2 separate regions of the Homo sapiens genome follow, and region 2 is linked to region 1. The links are chromatin loops, found by intact Hi-C in ENCODE. Cell type or tissue: K562. All regions are shown on one strand. Each heading gives the region's core, and the rest is flanking DNA. Links, peaks and the distances in the headings are about the cores only. Region 1 holds the start of LINC01409 (long intergenic non-protein coding RNA 1409). Region 2 overlaps LINC01128 (long intergenic non-protein coding RNA 1128).

What was found. Hi-C counts contacts between places; a loop is a spot of excess contacts. Peaks named below come from ENCODE experiments on the same cell type or tissue, not always from the same donor. Only the 100,000 strongest peaks of a DNase experiment are listed, where the experiment ranks them.
Region 2: it touches region 1 in a loop (9-fold over the local background); 4 of 110 quality-filtered maps call a loop at or near these places.

The regions. Positions count from the first base shown.
Region 1 is chr1:773,525-783,300 of GRCh38, forward strand. It overlaps LINC01409 (long intergenic non-protein coding RNA 1409), which reads left to right and starts at 5,274. Exons shown (of 6, transcript NR_187359.1): 1 at 5,274-5,568; 2 at 8,413-8,612. It overlaps LOC100288069 (a long non-coding RNA gene), which reads right to left and starts at 5,110. Exons shown (of 20, transcript NR_168328.1): 1 at 4,760-5,110; 2 at 647-756. RefSeq lists an enhancer at 4,827-5,396. In K562, for the core only: a CTCF peak has its summit at 5,381; a DNase peak (open chromatin) is centred at 5,207; H3K4me3 peaks cover 2,685 bases.
Region 2 is chr1:837,554-847,329 of GRCh38, forward strand. All of the region lies in intron 2 of LINC01128 (long intergenic non-protein coding RNA 1128), which reads left to right. Among named protein-coding and RNA genes, the nearest start is that of LINC01128, 15 kb to the left of the region's middle. In K562, for the core only: no CTCF peak of the experiment used is centred there; a DNase peak (open chromatin) is centred at 5,418.

The sequences.
Region 1 (9,776 bases), core at 703-8,702:
TAAATCAGTCTAATCTCGAAAAAAAAAAGGCTTAACAGATATACAATTGCACGTTAGAATGCTAAAGACCATAAACATATAACAACTTAAAGTACATATAAATTCAATATATATCCAATCATTGTAACTATGACACAGTAGAATATTAAAATACTATTTTCAAAATGTATACAAGCTTAATGTTCTATGTATTCAAACTGTTTATTCAAAATACAAATCATCAACATAAATTGCCACTAATATTCAGTCCCTTCACAGGACATGATTCACTGGGAGTTAATAAATTAGCAGCCGGCAGGCAGTGACACACCGCAAAAATGAAAACCAAGAGGTGAAATAGTTCTGAAATAAAGGTTTTAAAGCTAACAGAAATCACTGAATTACTAAGTCATTAGCACTAATTTTGAGCCAACTAACTAATTAATATGAGATGATACAATGTCCTATACTTTGGTAAATACAGACTATGTTTAAACAATGTCTGTAACGTGACTTGTAAAATGCTCCTGGCTTTACAAAGATGTGATTAAGATGTAGTAACACATGCTAAACCATTTCCCCCTGCAGAGCATGTGGTAACTTTCATCAGTCACATTGAGAGTCCAGAAGATAAAGGAAAAGGTCATGGATTTCGCTGAGAACTTACCAGAGTTGAACTCCCTCATTTTCCGTTCCCCAGCATTGGCGGGTTCTGGGACTGGTGGCTGTGGTGGCTCGTTGGTCTTTGTCTCTTAGAAGGTGGGGAATAATCATCATCTTGAAAAAGAAAAAATGGTCATTACTGAAGGAACCATCTTAGGTTACAGCCACCTCTGGGTCAATTCCCAACATTCAAAAGCTGAGCAGGGCTTTAAAGCTATCTTATTAATAATTATTTCTGTATTGCGAACTTCAGCATACTTTTTTCTAGTTACATTTGAAATGTTATTCTTTTGGGATGTGCTCAAGTGAGTACTGCTTTTTCCTCTGCCTTGCTTCATTACTTTTTAGTTTCCTTCATTTGAATCATCATTGTAAGTCTCCCCTTCTCCTCAAATAACTTTCAAATTGCTGCCAAGAACTATGTTCTATCTTAAGGCTTTTGAGAAAAAACTTTCAATGAAGATAGCCGCCTAAAGTTATACAAATATAGAAGAAACGGGATAAAATAAAGCTTAGATTGGAAAAAATATTTAAGATTCTACAAAATTCACGCGTAAACAAGGGAAGCTGAGTAATTGTATGTTCAAATACTTGCAAAACATGTAGGCTTAAAGAAATAGAGCTGGCCAGGCATGGTGGTTCACGCCTATAATTCCAACAGTTTGGGAGGCCGAGGCAGGCAGATAACTTGAGGTCAGGAATTCAAGACCAGCCTGGCCAACAGAGTGAAACCCTCTCTCTACTAAAAATACAAAAATTAGGCCAGGAGTGATGGCTCATGCCTGTGATCCCAGCACTTTGAGAGGCCGAGGTGGGTAGATCACCTGAGGTCAGGAGTTTGAGACCAGCCTAACCAACATAGGGAAACCCCGTCTCTACTAAAACTACAACATTAGCCAGGTGTGGTGGCACATGCCTGTAATCCCAGCTACTCGGGAGGCTGAGGCAGGAGAATCCCTTGAACCCAAAAGGCAAAGATTGTGGTGAGCCGAGATTGTGCCATTGCACTCCAGCCTGGGCAAAAACAGCGAAACTCCGTCTCAAAAAAAAAAAAAAAGAAAAAATTAGCCAGGCGTGAAGTTGCGGTGAGCTGAGACTGCACCATTGCACTCCAGCCTGGGTAGCAGAGCAAGACCCTGTCTCAAAAAAAAAAAAAAAAGAGAGAGAGAGAGAAAGAAAGAAAGAGGGCTACATTATTTATGAAACAGGTACTGTTAACTCAGTCACCAGAAAGCCTGTGTATAAATGAGCAGTGAGATATTCAAGCACAGCACACACACACTTCTCAGGACAGCTGTCGTGAGTGTTCCATGCTCATTTCCTTCTGGATACATCAGCAACTCACTCTGCTATGATCCTGCAATACATCTCATGTTAGAATTAGAGACATCTGGGCCAGGCACAGTGGCTGACGCCTGTAATCCTAACACTTTGGGAAGCCGAGGCAGGCAGATCACCTAAGGTCAGGAGTTCGAGACCAGCCTGGCCAACATGGTGAAATGCTGTCTCTACCAAAAATACAAAAAATTAGCTGGGCATGGTGGCGCGCGCCTGTAATCCCAGCTACTCGGGAGCCTGAGGCAGGAGAATCGCTTGAACCCGGGAGGTGGAGGTTGCAGTGAGCCGAGATCTTGCCACTGCACTCCAGCATGGGGGACGGAGCAAGGCTCTGTCAAAAAAAAAAAAAAAAAAAACAGAAAAAGAAAAAGAAAAAAGAATTAGAGACATCTGGATCAAATCAGCTGCCAGTCTCGCAAAGTGTCGGGTAACATCCTATTAAGCTTGCTGCTTACACATCATCTATAAAATACTGAAAATATCATTTTAAGAAATCTTTTTTTTATTTTGAGACAGAGTTTTGCTCATTGCCCAGGCTGGAGTGCAATGGTGCGATCTCAGCTCACTGCAATCTCTGCCCCCTGGGTTCAAGCAATTCTCCTTCCTCAGCCTCCTGAGTAGCTGGGATTACAGGCATGCACCACCACGCCTGGCTAATTTTGTATTTTCAGTTGAGACAGGGTTTCTCCATATTGGTCAGGCTGGTCTCGAACTCCTGACCTCAGGTGATCCACTGACCTTGGCCTCCCAAAGTGCTGGGATTACAGGTGTGAGCCACCATGCCTAGCCAAGAAACCCTTATTTTAAAACAAGCCAGGCGCGGTGGCTCATGCCTATAATCCCAGCACTTTGGGAAGCCAAAGCGGGTGGATCACTTGACGTCAGTAGTTTGAGACCAGCCTGGGCAACATGTTGTAACCCCATCTCTACTAAAAATATATTTTAAAAATTAGCTGGGCATGGTGGTGGGCACCTGTAATCCCAGCTTCTCAGGAGGCTGAGGCAGGAGAACCACTTGAACCTGGGAGGTGGAGGTTGCAGTGAGCGGAGATCACGCCACTGCACTCTAGCCTGGGTGACAATAGAAAGACTCCATCTCAAAAACAAAACAAAACAAAACAAAACAAAAAACCACTAAAAAAAAGACTCCATTTCAAAAACAAAACTAAAACCAAAAACACAACACAAATGTAGTACACAAATGAAAATAATTACTGTGTTAAACACAGTTTCATAGAAAATAAAAGACCAATCAAATACAATAAGCTGCCTTTTTAGATGGGTATGTTATTCTTCTTTCACAGCTAAAGAAACAGGCTCAGAGAATGTTATTTGATTGGACCGTGTTGCATTTCTGGACAGTGCAGCTGAGATCAGACTTTGTGTGTAACTCCACTAGCCTACCAGGGTGCCTCTCATAAAGCTAAGAAATGTAAATTTGGCCTAATATACAAAGTTGCCAGGGCAGCACTGGGTCAATTCTACATACAGTACTTCTATGTTCATCAAGGGAAACCTTAAGGGAAAGTGAAAATGCTTCTAGAAGGCGACTGGACACCAGCGCCTTTGCTTGTTGCCTTTGGGCTCTTCTTCTAAGGCCAACAGTGACCTGAAATTATTGACTGGCTTTTCAATCAAGTGGACAAAATGGTACCAAGGTCGGCAACATCAGACAAATTTACTTGAGGGCCTTATCTATGCGCTTTGAAAGACAAAACTGCTTTTGTAAAGGACACTGTATTTCAGAAAAACATAATCATATTAACAAATAATAACACTGTAAAATGCTGATGTGTTGAATGCTACTTTAGAAAAACATGCTCAAATCTAGGGAAAAAATTTGATACAAAACTACGTATCAATTATCTAGCTAGCTATCTATCTAGAGACATGCTTTCATTCTATTGCTCAGGATGGGAAGCAGTGGGATTATCATAGCTCACTGCAGCCTTGAGCTCCTGGCCTCAAGTGATCCTCCTGCCTCAGTCTCCTAACTAGCTAGGGCCACAGGTGGACACAGTTATGCCTGGGTTTTTGTTTGTTTGTTTTGTAGAGACAGGGTGTCACTACATTGCCCAGGCTGGTGTCAAACTTTGGAGTCTCGCTGTGTCGCCCAGGCTGGGGTGCAGTGGTGTGATCTTGGCCCAGTGCAACCTCTGCCTCCCGGGTTCAAGTAATTCTCCTTTATCAGCCTCCCAGGTAGCTGGGACTACAGGCATGCGCCACCACGGCCAGCTAATTTTTGTATTTTTTGTAGAGACTGGGTTTCACCATGGCCAGGCTGGTCTCCAACTCCTGACCTCAGGTGATCCACCCGCCTCGGCCTCCCAAAGTGTTGGGATTACAGGTGTCAGCCACTGAGCCTGGCGGAGCACTTTATGTTATTAAGTAGCCTAACCCAGGTGGGTCGCTGTCCCTCACGCCTGTAATCCCGACAACTCTGATGGCCAAGGTGAGAAGATTGCTTCAACTCAGGAGTTCGAAACTGGCCCGGGCAACATAGCGAGGCACCCCCCGACCCCATCTCTAGAAAAAAATACAAAAATTAGGCCAGGTGTCCACCGCGCCCGGCTAATTTTTGTATCTTTTGTAGAGACGGGGTTTCGTCATGTTGCCCAGGCTGGTCTCGAACTCCTGAGCCCAAGCCATCCATCCTCCCGCCTCGGCCTCCCAAAGTGCTGGGATTACAGTAGGGCCCAGCCAGCCTCATGTTTTATTTAGCAGTCCCTCCCTGTTGCACACCTGGATAGTTTTTTAAATTTTTTTAGACAGGGTTTACCTCAATCTCGCAGGCTGGAATGCTGTGGTGGGATCATAGCTCACTGGAGCCTTGAACCTTTGGGTTCAAGTAGCTGGGGGGCTGAGGTAGGACTACAGAGATGGGGTTGCGCCATGTTGCTAGGCTGCTCTTGGCCTGAAGGGTCCTCCCGCCTCGGCCGCGCCAGACATAGTTTTCTATTTTTGACCAACATAAACACTGTGCTGGGTCTGAATTTTTCAGCTACCCTTCTTCAGCCGGCAACACACAGAACCTGGCGGGGAGGTCACTCTTACCAGTCCCCACTCTGATGAGAAAACTGCCCAGCTCCAGGCACCATGGCGCCCCAGTGATGTAGCCGAACACCCGCGCCTCTAACGTCGCCAACGGCCCACCTCTATGGTGTCGGCGAAGACCCGCCCTTGTGACGTCACGGAAGGCGCACCCTTGTGACGTCACAGGGGACTACCACTCACGCAGAGCCAATCAGAACTCGCGGTGGGGGCTGCTGGTTCTTCCAGGAGCGCGCATGAGCGGACGCTGCCTACTGGTGGCCGGGCGGGATGTAACCGGCTGCTGAGCTGGCAGTTCTGTGTCGCTAGGCTTCTGCCCGGCCGCCGCCGCACATAAGCCACGAGGAGGAGCTTTACGACTTCCCGGTCTTCGGCGCCGGGCGCAGCAAGGGCCAGACTCTGCGCTAGCAGGCGCTGCGCGCCAACCGGCCGGCACCTGTCGCAGAAGGTGCAACCGATCGCACTGTCGCGCAGAAGCTCCTCAATGGCCAGCGCCAGCTGCAGCCCCGGCCGCCCACTCGCCTCATCTGAGCCTGGGTACGTGCGCTCCACAACGCCTCCCCCAGCCAGGGCCCGGGGATCCCCGGGAGCGTCCCCGGCTACCTGGCGCCGCTCATCCTGGGTAGGGTCGGCCCCCTGAGGCTGCCCGGCATGAGGGAGTTGCACCCCTGAGCTTGACCTCTGACGGTCCTTTGTAATAGCATTAAGTCTTTGAAACTTGTAGCGGGGTAGAAGGGGCTAGGAAATGAAGAAAACATCTTTTTAAAAATATAAGCAGTCGGCTGGGCGAGGTGGCCCACACCTGTAATCCCAGCACTTTGGGAGGTCGAGGCGGGTGGATCACGAGGACAGGAGTTCAAGACCAGCCTGGCCAGCATGGTTTCACTGAAACCCCGTCTCTACTAAAAACACAAAAATTAGTCGGGCGTGGTGGCAGGTGCCTGTAATCCCAGCTACTCGGGAGGCTGAGGCAGAGAATTGTTTGAACCCGGGATGCGGAGGTTGCAGTGAGCGGAGATCGCGCCACTGCACTCCAGCCTGGGCAACAGACCAAGACTCCGTCTAAACAAACAAATATATGTGTGTATATATATGCGATCGAGCCCGGGAGGTTGAGATTACAGTGAGCTGAGATTATATAAGCGATCGAGCACTGGAGGTTGATGTTACAATGCGCTGAGATTGCGCCATTGCACTCCAGCCTGTGTAACAGAGGGAGACTCTGTCTCTAAAAAATTATATGCAAGTGAGAGCTTTTCTTCCAGCACTCATGCTCAGACTGAAGAAAGTAATTGGGCCAGGCCCGGTGGCTCACGCCTTTAATCCCAGCATTTTGGGAGGCGGAGGCGGAAGTGGGTGGATCACTTGAGCTCAGGAATTCCAGACTAGTTTGGGCAACATGGTGGAACCCTTTCTCTACAAAAATACAAAAAATTAGCTGGACATGGTGGCACGCGCTTGTAGTCTCCGCAACTTGCCGGGCTTAGGCGGGAGAATCGCTCAGCTGCAGCCTCGACCTCCAGGGGCAATCCATTTCAGCCTCCCAAAGTGCTGAGATTACAGGAATGAGCCATCGTGCCTGGCTTTACACTATATTTTAACACTTTTTTTGAAAATGGAAACTTTTACAGGCAATTCACTTCCTTCAAACTAATGATAAGGAAGTGATGCTGTTCTGTTCTGTTTTGTTTTTTGTTTTTGTGGGTTTTTTTTCTTTTTTGAGATGGGGTCTTGCCCAGGTTGGAGTGAGGTGGTGCAAACAAGGCTCACTGCAGCCTTGACCTTCGGGCTCAAGGAATCCTTCCCCGTCAGCCTCCCCGGTAGCTAGGACTACAGGTGCATGCTACCACGCTTGGCTAATTCTTTTTTTGAAATGGAGTCTCACTCTGTCTCCCAGGCTGGAGTGCAGTGGTGCAATCTCGGCTCACTGCAGGCTGGTCTCAACCTCTGACTTCGGATGGTCCACCCACTTCTGCATCCCAAAGTGCTGGGATTACAAGTGTGACCCACCGCGCCTGGCGATTTTGCTCATTTTAGATACTAGAACTTTTTAATTTAAAATTTTTTTTTCCTGAGATGGAGTCTTACTTTGTCTCCAGGCTGGAGTGTAGTCGCGTAATCTCGGCTCACTGCAACCTCCACCTCCTGAGTTCAAGCGATTCTCCTGCCTCAGCCTGCCAGAGTTGCTGGGACTACAGGTGTGCACCACCACACCCAGGAGTTCAAGGCTGCAGTGAGCCATGATCGTACCACTGCACTCCAGCCTGGGCAACACAGCGAGACCCTGACTCCACAAATAAATAAATCAACGTCATATGATCTGTACCAGGGTATAGGCAGGTGCTATGATCCCCACTTTTCATCCTCAACTCTAAGTTGAGTCATACATCAACCTCTAGTAAAAAGTGGCATGCTCTCAGTCAAAGGGGTAAGCCCAAACCACGTGGAGAGAATCTTATCTCTTTTGAGAGCTAATATAAAAAGAATTCCTCCTAGGCATAAAAATATTATGACACCAGTTACTTAGGCTAAACATGCCTATTATGCTAAGTGAGTTATTAACAATAAATACTTTAACTCTGTGCCATGTTAATTATCATAATCTGATTTATAATTTGTTTTAACCTTAGGTTATATATACCTTGAAGCCATTTATATTTTGGTATACTTGTAATAATTACTATACACTGGACTATGTATATTGGACTAAACACGGAGAGTCAAAAAAGAGTATGTGGTCAGAGTAGAAATCATGCCCTAGCTTCCTTCGTGTCTACCTCCTACCTTGAGTAGAAGTGGTAGAAAAAGTAATTACCTAAGATTTTTTGGATTCTGGTTTGTGGAGAAGCACCCTTATATTTAGGCTGATGGGCGGCAAAATTAGAAAGTATTTTTTGTGATTTAGAATTTTATACAGAGATGTTCATTGTGATTAATTATTCTTTGTATTAGCAGATTTTTGCTTTTTATAGCTGCATGATTTCTTGTTTATTATTCATTCATTATTGTCTATTAATAAAGAAAAACTTTATTTCACTGAAGCAGTGATATATAATCCAACTTGGATTTTTAAATAATGACTGACTTTTTTTCTTTGGGAATACATTACTGTTAAAAATGTAATTATTAGATACATTACTTTTAATGAATATAAGTGGTATAATTAGAAGGCTGAAAAGAATCCTTGGAAACGTGAGTTTAATTTGATAGCTAAGAAACTGAGGACAAGATACTTATTCTTTGTAGCATATTTTCTAATGTCATTTCATTGTCTCACCAAGAAATACTTGCATAAAGCAAGTTCAATTACAGTATCTGTTGAATATTTAAGGTTGAGTAAAGTGGGTGAGTTTAACAGATATTTTCCCTTATTTCTTTTAGGCAAATCTGGATTGGGAAAGTTGACATTAATCAACTCATTATTCCTCACAGATTTGTATTCTCCAGAGTATCCAGGTCCTTCTCAGAGAATTAAAAAGCCTGTACAGGTCTAGATATTGGTATTTTTAATTGATGATAAGCTGGAATAATATTAATACACACAAAGCACGTGTTGTAACTTTCATTATGCTTCCTTAGAGGTAAGATGCAAATTTGCCCTTAGCCAGTGTAAGATGGTAAATATGACTTCATAAAATCAAAAAAACAGAAGAAGTACAGTTAATCGAAAGATTATCTTGACTAGAACTTTCCAAATTTGTCCTAAGGATTCTCCTAGAGATGACACTGTGACATAGTAACCAATTCCCCTGGAGTTGTGCTATGTAGTATGATAGTCATTTGCCACATGTTTAAATCAATTAAAATTAATTAAATTAAAATGCAATTTCTCATTTGCTCCAGATACATTTCAAGTGCTCAACAGCCACATGTGGCAAGTGGCTGCCATTTTGTGCAGCACATATATGAAGATTTTCATCATTGTAGAAAATTGCATTGGACAGTGTAGAGAAAACATGATTCATAGAAAAACTATTGTTATTTAAATACAGTGTTCTATATTAGTCAGTGGGATAATACCATATCATAGTTGAATGGCAATAGCAATTCTGTAAGACTCCCAAGCTATATGTGATCTAATTTACTGCTTCTCAGTCTTTGCTATGCATTCCAATCCTGGGTATCCTGTTAAATTTATTTCTTCTAGTAGTTCTGAGATGGGCTGCCTTTCTACATTTCTAACAAGATCCCAGGTGATGCTGATGCTGCTGGATGGTAGATCACACTTTATAAAGCAAGGGGCTAGACTCTAGATATGCACTTTTTATTAAATAGTACAGCAGCCTGTAGCCACATGTGGCTATTAATCTTTGAAATGTGGGTAGTCTGAATTGTGATGTTCTGCAAACATAAAATATGCCACAGATTTCTAAGACTGAGCATGGAAAAGAAAATCTCCATAATTTTTTATATTGATTGTATACTGCAGTGATAATATTTTGGATGTATCAGGTTAAATAAAATTGACTGATTTCACCTTTTTCCTATTTTAAAAGTGGCTACTAAGAAAATTTTAAATTACTTACATGACCGACATGGTATTTTTATTTGGCAGCGCTGCTCTAAGCTGTTGATGAAAAATATTGTTGGTGAGCTCTGCTTAGGTAATATATAGGACATGAGCAGAGAGGAGGCACGTGAACAGTTCTGGCCTGGAGTAGGCTTCATTGAGGCTGTGATGCTTTTAGCTGGATTTGAAGAAGTGGTAGTGATCATCCCAGTGCACAGGATAGGTGGACAGTCTA
Region 2 (9,776 bases), core at 834-8,833, 64 kb after region 1:
CAGGGAAATAACCATTTAACCTCCGAACATTCATTTTTTTAAAACTAGAAATTATCCTAAAGGCATACAGCAGGTGGATAAATATTTACTCAAATAAATAATCAAATCTCAGTAAGAACGGTAAGGATCAGTGGTATCAGAGCCACAATCCACCGCTCCCCACCCTCAAAGCGCATTGTGATGAAAGCTCTGCTCCAGGAAGGTCCAGCTAACAAGATGCTGTGGTCTGTCTTCCCGGCTCCTGGTCTAGGGCTGTGGTTTCACCCCAGGAAGGCAGGCCACCAGCATCTCTCATCCCTCTCAGTTTGCACTGCAGAAGCACCGTTCCAGGAAGTTGCAACTGAGAGGACTAGGGCTCCCCTGCTTCAGCCTGTGCTTGTCCTCAGAGGGTGGGAGCCCCATCCCAGGTGTGGCAGACTGAGCACATCTGCCTGGATTGCCCCACACCAAGTCACTCACAGTGTGGAGGTTCCATGTCTGGAGGGGCAAGCTAGGAAGACAAGAGGCTACCATGCCCACCCAGCTACTGGCTCATGCAGCAAGGGTGTCGCTCTGGTGGAACTGGATCACGGTCCCCAGGAGCAGAGGAGACCTAAGAGCAGAGCATGTCCCTGAGGTGACAGACTTTACTTGGAGAACAGCATGCGGAAGTTCAAGCCCAAGGAAGTTGGCAAAAATAGTGGAGATTTTGTTGATGAACAATTAAGAGTGGGTGAAATGGTAGACTAGATAGAACTTAAACAGAGGGAACAAGGAAGAGAGATTGTTGAGAAGAGCTCCGGGGTCTGAGCAGACTTGAAAAGCTGGCAACACTCTGCCCCTGCAAAAGAGCCTGATGTTCACTGGATGAGTCTATGGAGCAATTTGTGCCCCAGGCATCATAAAAAATGATAGAGCACTTGCATTTAGTGGATGTTAACAGCTGTGTGTGACACCAAAGAGAGACAGACCAGCAGAAGCTTAACAGAGAGCCCAGAGAAAACCACAGATACCACAGGTGGTCGGAGAGACTGTGTGCTAGTCCAAGGCTGTGCCCTCTGAGGAGCAATATCAGAGCTACGTCCCTAATCAAATAAACAAGCAATCAAACAGAAATAGCAGCCCCTGCGGGTCGGGGTCAGAATCCAGATTTGCTATGATATATTACCTAAAATGCCAGTTTCCACAAAAATGCAAGAAAACAGGAAAGTGAGACCCATGCTCAGGAAAACAGAAGGCAACAGAAACTATGACAAATTCCAGACATCGGATTAACAGACAAAGACAGCCAGTGTCAAAACAGCCACAGAAACATATTCAAGTTACTAAAGGAGACCATGTTAAAAGAATTAAAAGAAATTATGATGACAGTGTCCCATCTAATAAGGAATATCAATAAAGAAATAAAAATTATTTTAAAAAACAAAAAATTGTGGAGTTGAAAAGAACAATAACTGAAATGAAAAGTTCACTCAGGGGCCCAGCAGTAAATTGGAACAGTCAGAAGAAAGAACCAGCAGACTTGAAGTTATGTCAATAGAGATTATACAACCTGAAAAACAGAGAGGGAAAAATAATTAAGAAAAATGAATAGAAGCTTGGGACATCCTTAATGAGAGTACCAGAGGAGATGTGAGAGAGAAAGAAGCAGAAAAAAAGTTCCAAGCAGAAAAAATGTCCAAGAAATAATAGCTGAAAAGCTCCCAAATTTGCTGAAAAATGTTAACCTACACATTCAAGAAGCCCAAAAAGCTCTACACAAAGAGACACACCTAGACACACACACCTGGACACACACACCTGGACACAAACACCTAGACACAAACACCTGGACACACACACCTAGACGCACACACCTGGACGCACACACCTGGACAAACACACCTGGACACACACACCTAGACACACACACCTAGACACACACTCCTGGACACACACACCTAGACACACACACCTGGACAAACACACCTGGACACACACACCTAGACACACACACCTGGACACACACACGTAGACACACACACCTAGAGACACACACCTGGACACACACACCTAGACACACACACCTGGACACACACACCTGGACGCACACACCTGGACACACATACCTAGACACACCAGAATCAAAATGTTCAAGACAAAGACAAGGAGAAACCTTGAAAGGAACAGAATAAAATGGCTCACCACAAAGAAGGGAACCCAGTAGGATTAACACTTGATCTGTCTGTAAAAGGATGGAGGCCAGAAGGCAGTGGGATAACATATTCAAAGTGCTCAGAGGAAGAAACTATTAATCCACAATCCTATATCCAGCAAGGCCATCTGTCAGACATGAAGGTGAAATAAATTTCAAGATAAGCAAAAACGGAGAGAATTTCTTGCTAGCTGAACTGCTTTATGAGATATTAAAGGAATTCTTCAGGCTGAAAACAAGTGAACTCATACGATTTTCAAATCCACACAAAAAAGCAAAGGGCAGTAGTAAAGGTAATTATGTACTTTTTAAAAAAGGTGTAAATGCATATATTTTCTCCTGTTTTCAAAAGCAACTGCATAGGACAATAAGTATGGAATTGTATTATTGGACGCATAACATACAGAAATGTAATATACTTGACAATAACAGTACAAAGGAGGCAAATGGGAAAAACTGCACTGGAGTAAGGAAATGGCCACATATTGTATAATCCCATTTATATGAAATGTCCAGAATAGGCAAATCCACAGAAGTAGAAAGTAGATTCATAGTTGCCTGGGCTTGCGATGTGGGTGCAAGAAAGAAGGAAATGAGTACTAATGAGCATGTTTCCCTTAGGGAATGACAAAAATGTGATGATTTCACAGCTCTATGAACGTACTAAAAACCATTGTAGTATTAAAAAAAAAAAAAAAGAACAAAAGAAAAGAAGAGTAGAATTTTGGGTACATAATTGTAAAATCAATCTTTAGTGGAAAGCTCTGTTATCCAGAAACTCAAAATTAGCTACATAACTTCCCCAGAAATATTCATCCGCAGCAAATATTCATCAGAGACAGAATCCAAACCCAGGTCTGTGTGAATCTAAAGTTTATTTTCCTCCACCTGCCTTAACAACAAATTATTGAATAACTCAAGGACACAATACCTCGAAAGAGTCTGAAACATTTCTGTGATGAATTTACTTATGAATCCCAATACTCTTGATTCTAGATGATGTGTTTTGTTCAGCATCTGTTTCAGTCATATCAAGTAAAACCACTTCCCCCAGGTAATATAGTTTTCCTTTTTACTTTTTCCCTTGGCCTCAGCATTTACAGCCCCGTGCAGACTGTTTTAACAAACGCGTTGGTGAGGTGTGGTAGAATCACAGGCAAAGGCGTGCTTTGCTGTGCTGTGTAGGTACATATCAAACGCTCACCAAGAAATTATAAAATATTATTCATAGCAGTTTTTTTCTTCAGTATTTTATGGGCTAAGTGCAATCTGGCTTTTGATAACAACGGCTGAATAATATTTGAGTTTGCCAGCTGAAATGTCCTAAATATCTTATTGATTCATTTATTGCCTCTTCAAATAACAAGGCAACAAGACAGTGTCAGAATGCTCAGTGTTTTTACTTTTTTGTCTATCATGGGATGGTGTCAGTTTCAGTAAAAACGATGTCTCTTATTTTGGTCCACATTGTAGGAATCTCACCAGTGACACGCGTTTGTGAAAAGCTGTGAATATTCAGTGCCACAGGGTTAAACCTCGGTACAGAAGCGAGACCCTGCTGGGCAGAGAAAGGGTGACCTGGAAGGTGTGTGAGGGCCCCGCCCATGGGCCCCTGTGATGGTCATGGCCTCAAGAATCACAGTCCAGGTGAGGCCCTGAATATCCACAGCCAGGACCAGTTCCCTCTGCTCTTGGGTGCCAAGGCCACCGTCAGCCAGGAGAGGCCTGCAGAATCAGCCTGTGCACCTCTCTGACGATAAGCAGAGATGCTGGTTTAGAGACTTGCTACTCACGGGGAAGTCCTTGGGCCTCCTGTACTCACATTACCTGGAACTTCTTGGAAATTCAGAATCTCAGGCCCCAACCCAGACGGACTGAATCAAAATCTTCATTGTGGTAAGACCCTCGGTGACACACAGGCCTGGGAAGCACAGGTTAGCGTGTCACCTTGGGCAAAGCTCTCAGCATTGTGAGCCTCTGTTTTCTACTCTGTAAAGGAGGCATGAATATCTACAACATCAGTTTGCCATGAGTATTGAAAAATAATGTCTTAGAAGCACAGGGCAGAGCCTGGCATGTAGTTTGTGCTCAGTGCACAGCAGACAAGAAACCACATGCACCAGACCTGGGCGGCCGTCGGCAGCCCACCCTGAGCAACCATGGGTGGCCCTCTTGTCTCTCGGGACAAGAAATGCTTCTTTAGAAATGCTTCTTTCCTTTCTAAAATGAAAGTTTTGGACAGTATTTCCTTTCATTTAAAAATTTCATCTGTGTATTTGATGGCCTCTGTTGTTTCTTTCCTGAAACTCCTGCTAACATACTGGGAGCTGAAGAAGGGCTCCGTGAAGGCGAGTAGGGGTGCCTGTCCCTCCCAGGGAGGAGCTTCCCTCCTCTCACCTGCTGCACGAGCCCTAGTGCTTCACCAACTCCAGCCTCAGTGCCCTGACACTGGGGGAGGGAAAGGAAGCGCACGCACCAGCCGTTCCACCCACCGAAGTTGTTTGGTCCCAATCTGCAAAATCAGTTAAACGTCTTCCTGCCTGGCAGCAGATCAAAGGGTGAGGGGTCTGGGACAGACAGAGACGGCTAGAGAATGGATGGTGAAGTGCTCAGAGGCCCTGTGGGCTATCCCACACTCGGCGGAAGACAGCAACACCATCAAATCTCCACCCTTTGTTATCCATGACTTAAAGAAAAGTGAACAGGGAGGTGGACAACTGTGCAAAGACTGGCTGGAGTCAAATCCTGGGCATAGGTGAAGCATCGAGAATGCTTGTCACACGTTTGAATGTGCAGGGGGACTCTGACTGGAAGCTCCTAGCAGAGGCTGAAGACACTGGTTAGGTCCTGGTGCGTGCCTTGGGATGCATCCCAGGCAACGGGCCCAGGAGCTTGAGGTCATGTCCACCTGGCTCACCAGGGAGTCCTGCACCATTCTTCAAACCTAACTGGAAGAGACACTGATCCTTCCTCCCACCTAAGGGCTCCCAGAGCCACAGGTCTCCGACTCTCCTGCAACACCTCCTGCTGCCTGTTCCCACCGCCCATGATTCACTCAGTCACCATCCTCAGCAGCACCCGACAGCCTCTGTGTGTCTGTGTCACTCACCATTACCAGCCCCCTGGGTGCCCAATGCATGTATGTTAGACAGAACAAATGCACGGCGGCCTTCAGCAGCACCGACCGCGTCAACCCCTCTGTGCTCACACCAGGAGTGATCAGCGCACACGCCCTCCCACAGGATGGGAGAAGGTGATAACAGCTGAGCTGGGTGTCCAGAAGCCAGCCCCACCCCACAGCCACTACTGAGAGGTTATGAGATCATGGCCTTATCCCGAGTAATGCTGCTGCAGTGAACTGGGACTTTTTTCCTCTGAATTCAAAGGTGGGGCAGTCTAGGCACCTGGATGCACCATCTGCTCTGTCCCGGCCTGGTGGCTGCTCACTGTGGGATGCTGTGCAATTAGACAGTTACTATCTTTCCCTGGTTGACGGATTAGAGTTTCCCTTTTCTGAGCATCTTGTTTTGAAGTGATCCGAAGTGTTTAGGGTTAAAGAGCGTGATTTTCCCAAACTGTCCAAAGAAATAGAAGCAGGTCTGCAAGAGGGGGGTGCCCAGAGCCTTGAGATGGAAGCGAGATGGGGTGAGACCTGGGGAGCTCTCCAGGCCGCCGGGAAGCTGCACGTCATCCTCTGGACCTCTTTGCTGACTGTGTGCTGTCACCACAGCAGCCGCCTTCTCTCATCTGTAAACAGGATTTTACGTAAATTTCCATACACTTGGTTGTTGACAATTAAGTAGATTGTTTTTAAAGATACTTGAAATGATATCAGAATTTCCTAAATATATCATTAAAACAGGAAACTTAGTTACCTACTCACTCGAATCACTAGAGAATACCAAATAGGAATAGGAAGATAACACACTGGTAAGAAAAATGTCCAAGGCCAATCACAGGAGTCAAAGCTCGTGATCAAATCAGCTCTGCCTGGGGAGGCCGTGCTCATGGCACCATTTAGTGACAAGTGGGTGACTCTGGGGCAAGTTCCAGGGGTGTCACCCCCAAGGCAGCAGCTCAGGTGCAGCCACCATGGAGGCAGTTTCACTGAGGGGCCCTCTGAGGCCCCTACTCTGAGATTCTAAGACAGGGTTTGAAGAATGTTCCAGCATTTGAACACATGAACCCTATGATGTCCTGCTGTGAGAGAGAACAATGTCCCAATTTTGCCCAGGTGATTTGAACATCTCGGTATGGATCTGTTATGGGTTGAATTTTCTCCTGCCCAAATTCTTATGTTGAAGTCCTTACCCCTGATGGGACTAGATTTGTAGACAGGGCCTTTAAGGAGGTGATTAGCGTAGTGAGGTCACCAGGTGGGCCCTGATGCAATCTGGCATCCTCCTAAGAGGACATGAGGACACAGACACATACAGAGGGACGATCGTGTGAGGACACAGAGGATGGCATCTGCACGCCAAGGAGAGAGGCCTCAGGAGGAACCAGCCCTGCCCACACCTTGATCTGGGACTTCCAGCCTCCAGGGTTGTGAGAGAGAAATGTCTGTTGTTTAAGCCATGCAGTCTATGGTGCTTTGTTATGGCAGCTCCAGCAAGCTAACCTGGGATCTAAAATGATACTTAAACTGGTTCAGTCTGATTCTTAAACTGGTTCAGTGGAGCTAGGCCAGGCTCCCTCTGAGCAGATGTTGGTCCCTTTGCAGGCCTGCTGTGTGTGATGATTGCTAACCAGGTTATGACAGTGATCTTTAAGTAAGTGGGAATCTTGTGAGTTTTGAGGTTTTGTTTTTTTTTTTAATGAAATCTACATGGGATGTTTCAAAAATAGCAGCCTCTGTATACATTTGTCAAGCAGGAAGCTGGGTCTGCGGGGAGTAGGGTGGGGCTGGTTCTCCCACACGCTTGCCACTTTCAGGCCCTTGCCTTGCATGGGCTGCGGTGGTTCTGCCAGTGTGGATTCGAACCGATAGGTTTCGCTGTACCTTGATCAGCATCCTGCTGCCGAGAAAGCCAAAAAGGGCTGGAGCAACCCTCCCGTGTGCCATGTGAGCCTGTTTCCTTTCTACAGTCACCAGTTCACGCAGCAAGTGTCAGAGCATTCCTGTAAGGCCCGGCTCTCCACAGGGGCCAGGGGAGCTTTCTCTGGCAGGGTCTTCTTCACTGTGTGTAGGATACGGCAGCCTTTGAGGCTGGGGAACCGAAGTTTTCCTTTTATTCTATTTTAATTAATTTAAATTACAATAAGTATTATCACTAAGTTTATGCAAACACGTGAGGGAATGCTGATTTAGAGCTGGTGGCGTAAGGTCACAGAGCTCCCACGAATCTCACATGGAAGCCTTGTTTCTCCAGGTTTTTTGTAGTTTGTACTGAATCACACACCATGCTGCTTCCATGTTTTTTCAGGGATTTCCAACACAGATTTTCCTGAGTACCCTGGATTAATCTCCTTTTGGATAGGTCCATGGGGGCCCTGCTGCTTTTTCCCCTTAGCCCTGGGCGAGGTCATCATAGAGGGGGAGTGGCAATGGCTCACAAGGTACTAGTGGAACCCCAGTAAGTTATCTCAGAGCCCGCTTAGAACACAAGTGCTACGTCCCCCAAAAGCTTTGCAATGAGTATCTGATGGGAACAAACTCAGTCAAGGACAGGCCCAGGTTGGGGCTTGCAGGCTGCAGATTCAGAATTGTTTATGAGATGGGAGCCATACTTTCTAACAACAAGACCTGAATTTCTCAATTTAATCCAAGTCGTGACTTAAGTTAGCGCCCTTCCGTTCCTCTATTACATTTCTGTTCGGCATGGATCAAATTGCCTACAAGGTGGAACAGATTTCAACTGCAATCTCTGAACCAGAAAATTCACTTATTCTCATGAAAGTTTGTAATCTTTGGAGAGTTGCTTAAACACTTAAAACCATCTTTCCTCTTTCTATACTCCAAACTTACCTGCTGCAATTTCTTGCTAAGAAGCAAAGTGCTATTTGCCTATTCCTATCTCTCTTTACCATCAGACACTCCTTAAGTTAAGAGCTAGATAATTCGCTCAGCCTCAGGCCAGGCCGAGCCTCACTCTAGAAGTCACATTCCTGAGGTGTAGGGGGTCAAAATGCCTCTCATTGTTCAGAAGCAGGTGAGGGGCCAGCCAGGGCACATCCTGCTCTCCAGGCTTGGTTCAGATAACTGTCAGCCCAGTTTTCAAGAGCACACACCAAAAATGCACCAAAGCTTACATCCATACAAACACCCGCACATGGATGTTTATGGAAGCTTATTTGTTTTTATTCATAATCACCCAAACTCAGAATCAACCAAGATGTCCTTCAGTAGATGAATGGATAAACTGTGGTGTGTCCAGGCAGTGGAATATTATTCAACGCAAAAAGAAATGAGCTATCAAGGCATGAAAAAATATGGGGGAACTTTAAATGCATAAATGAGTGAAAGAAGCCAGTCTGAAAAGGCTACACCCCGTGTGCTTCCAACTACAGGACATCCTGGAAAAAGCAGAATTACCAACACAGTGAAAGATAAGGCCTGGTGGTGTGGGGAAGGATGAACAGGTGGAGCACAGGGATCTTTAAGGCAGACAATCTACTCTGTGTGATACTGCAATGATGAGTTCATGCCACTATATATTTTCCCAAACCTATAGAATGTACAGCACCAGTGGTGAGCCCTGATGTGAGCTGTGGACTCTGGGTGACAATAGTGTGTCAATGGAGGTTCATGGACTGTAACAAATGCATCACTCTGGTGGGGGATGTTGATAATGGGGGAGGCTATGCATGTGGGGAGGTGGGTACATGGGAAATCTCTGTACTTTCTGCTCAGCTTTGCTCTGAATCTAAAACTGCTCTAAAAATCGTTTATTTAAAAATACACCAAAGCAATGAGGCCGGGCATGCATACAGCCAAAGCCAAATGATATTTGTGTGAGTCAGGTAAATTTGAGATCTGAAAAATGATCACTCCAGGGAGGCTGAGCTGTCATGGGGCACTTATTGAGAACCTACTTTATGCCCATCTGGTGCTTAGAATTACGAATTAGCTATTATTATTACTAAACAATTCAAAACAAAGTCACTTATCTCAGGGCGCTTTCAATCTTGTTGCCATCGAAGCTAACAAAAGTGGAAACAGAACAAAGCTACATACGGCACATTTCCCAGAACATGCCAGGTGGAGCCTGGCCCTGTTGATTGTGTGTGGCTGTCACTTGCAGGAGGGTTCCATGGACAAGTGAGTTTGGGAAATGCTGGGTTGGGCAAATATCAACAGGCTTCCTTACTGCAAGATTTCTCATAGTCAAAACATACTTTAAATCTCCAAGAGGATGATACAGAGAGCCATGTTTCCCATAATTAGTTGGCCCCAGAAACAGTTTCTTCTGGGAACATTTTGTAAGATTAGTGCTCCTTGAAACACACTGAGGGAGAGGCTAAACTGAGTGGTAGAGATTCATAGACTATTTGGATTCTGGCCCCAGAGTATAAAAGGCCAGGGGGAAAGGACTGTGTTCCTGAGATGGTGAGGTGGAGAAGGGGACGTGTTTCTCCACCACCCACAGAGAGGGCTGAGAAG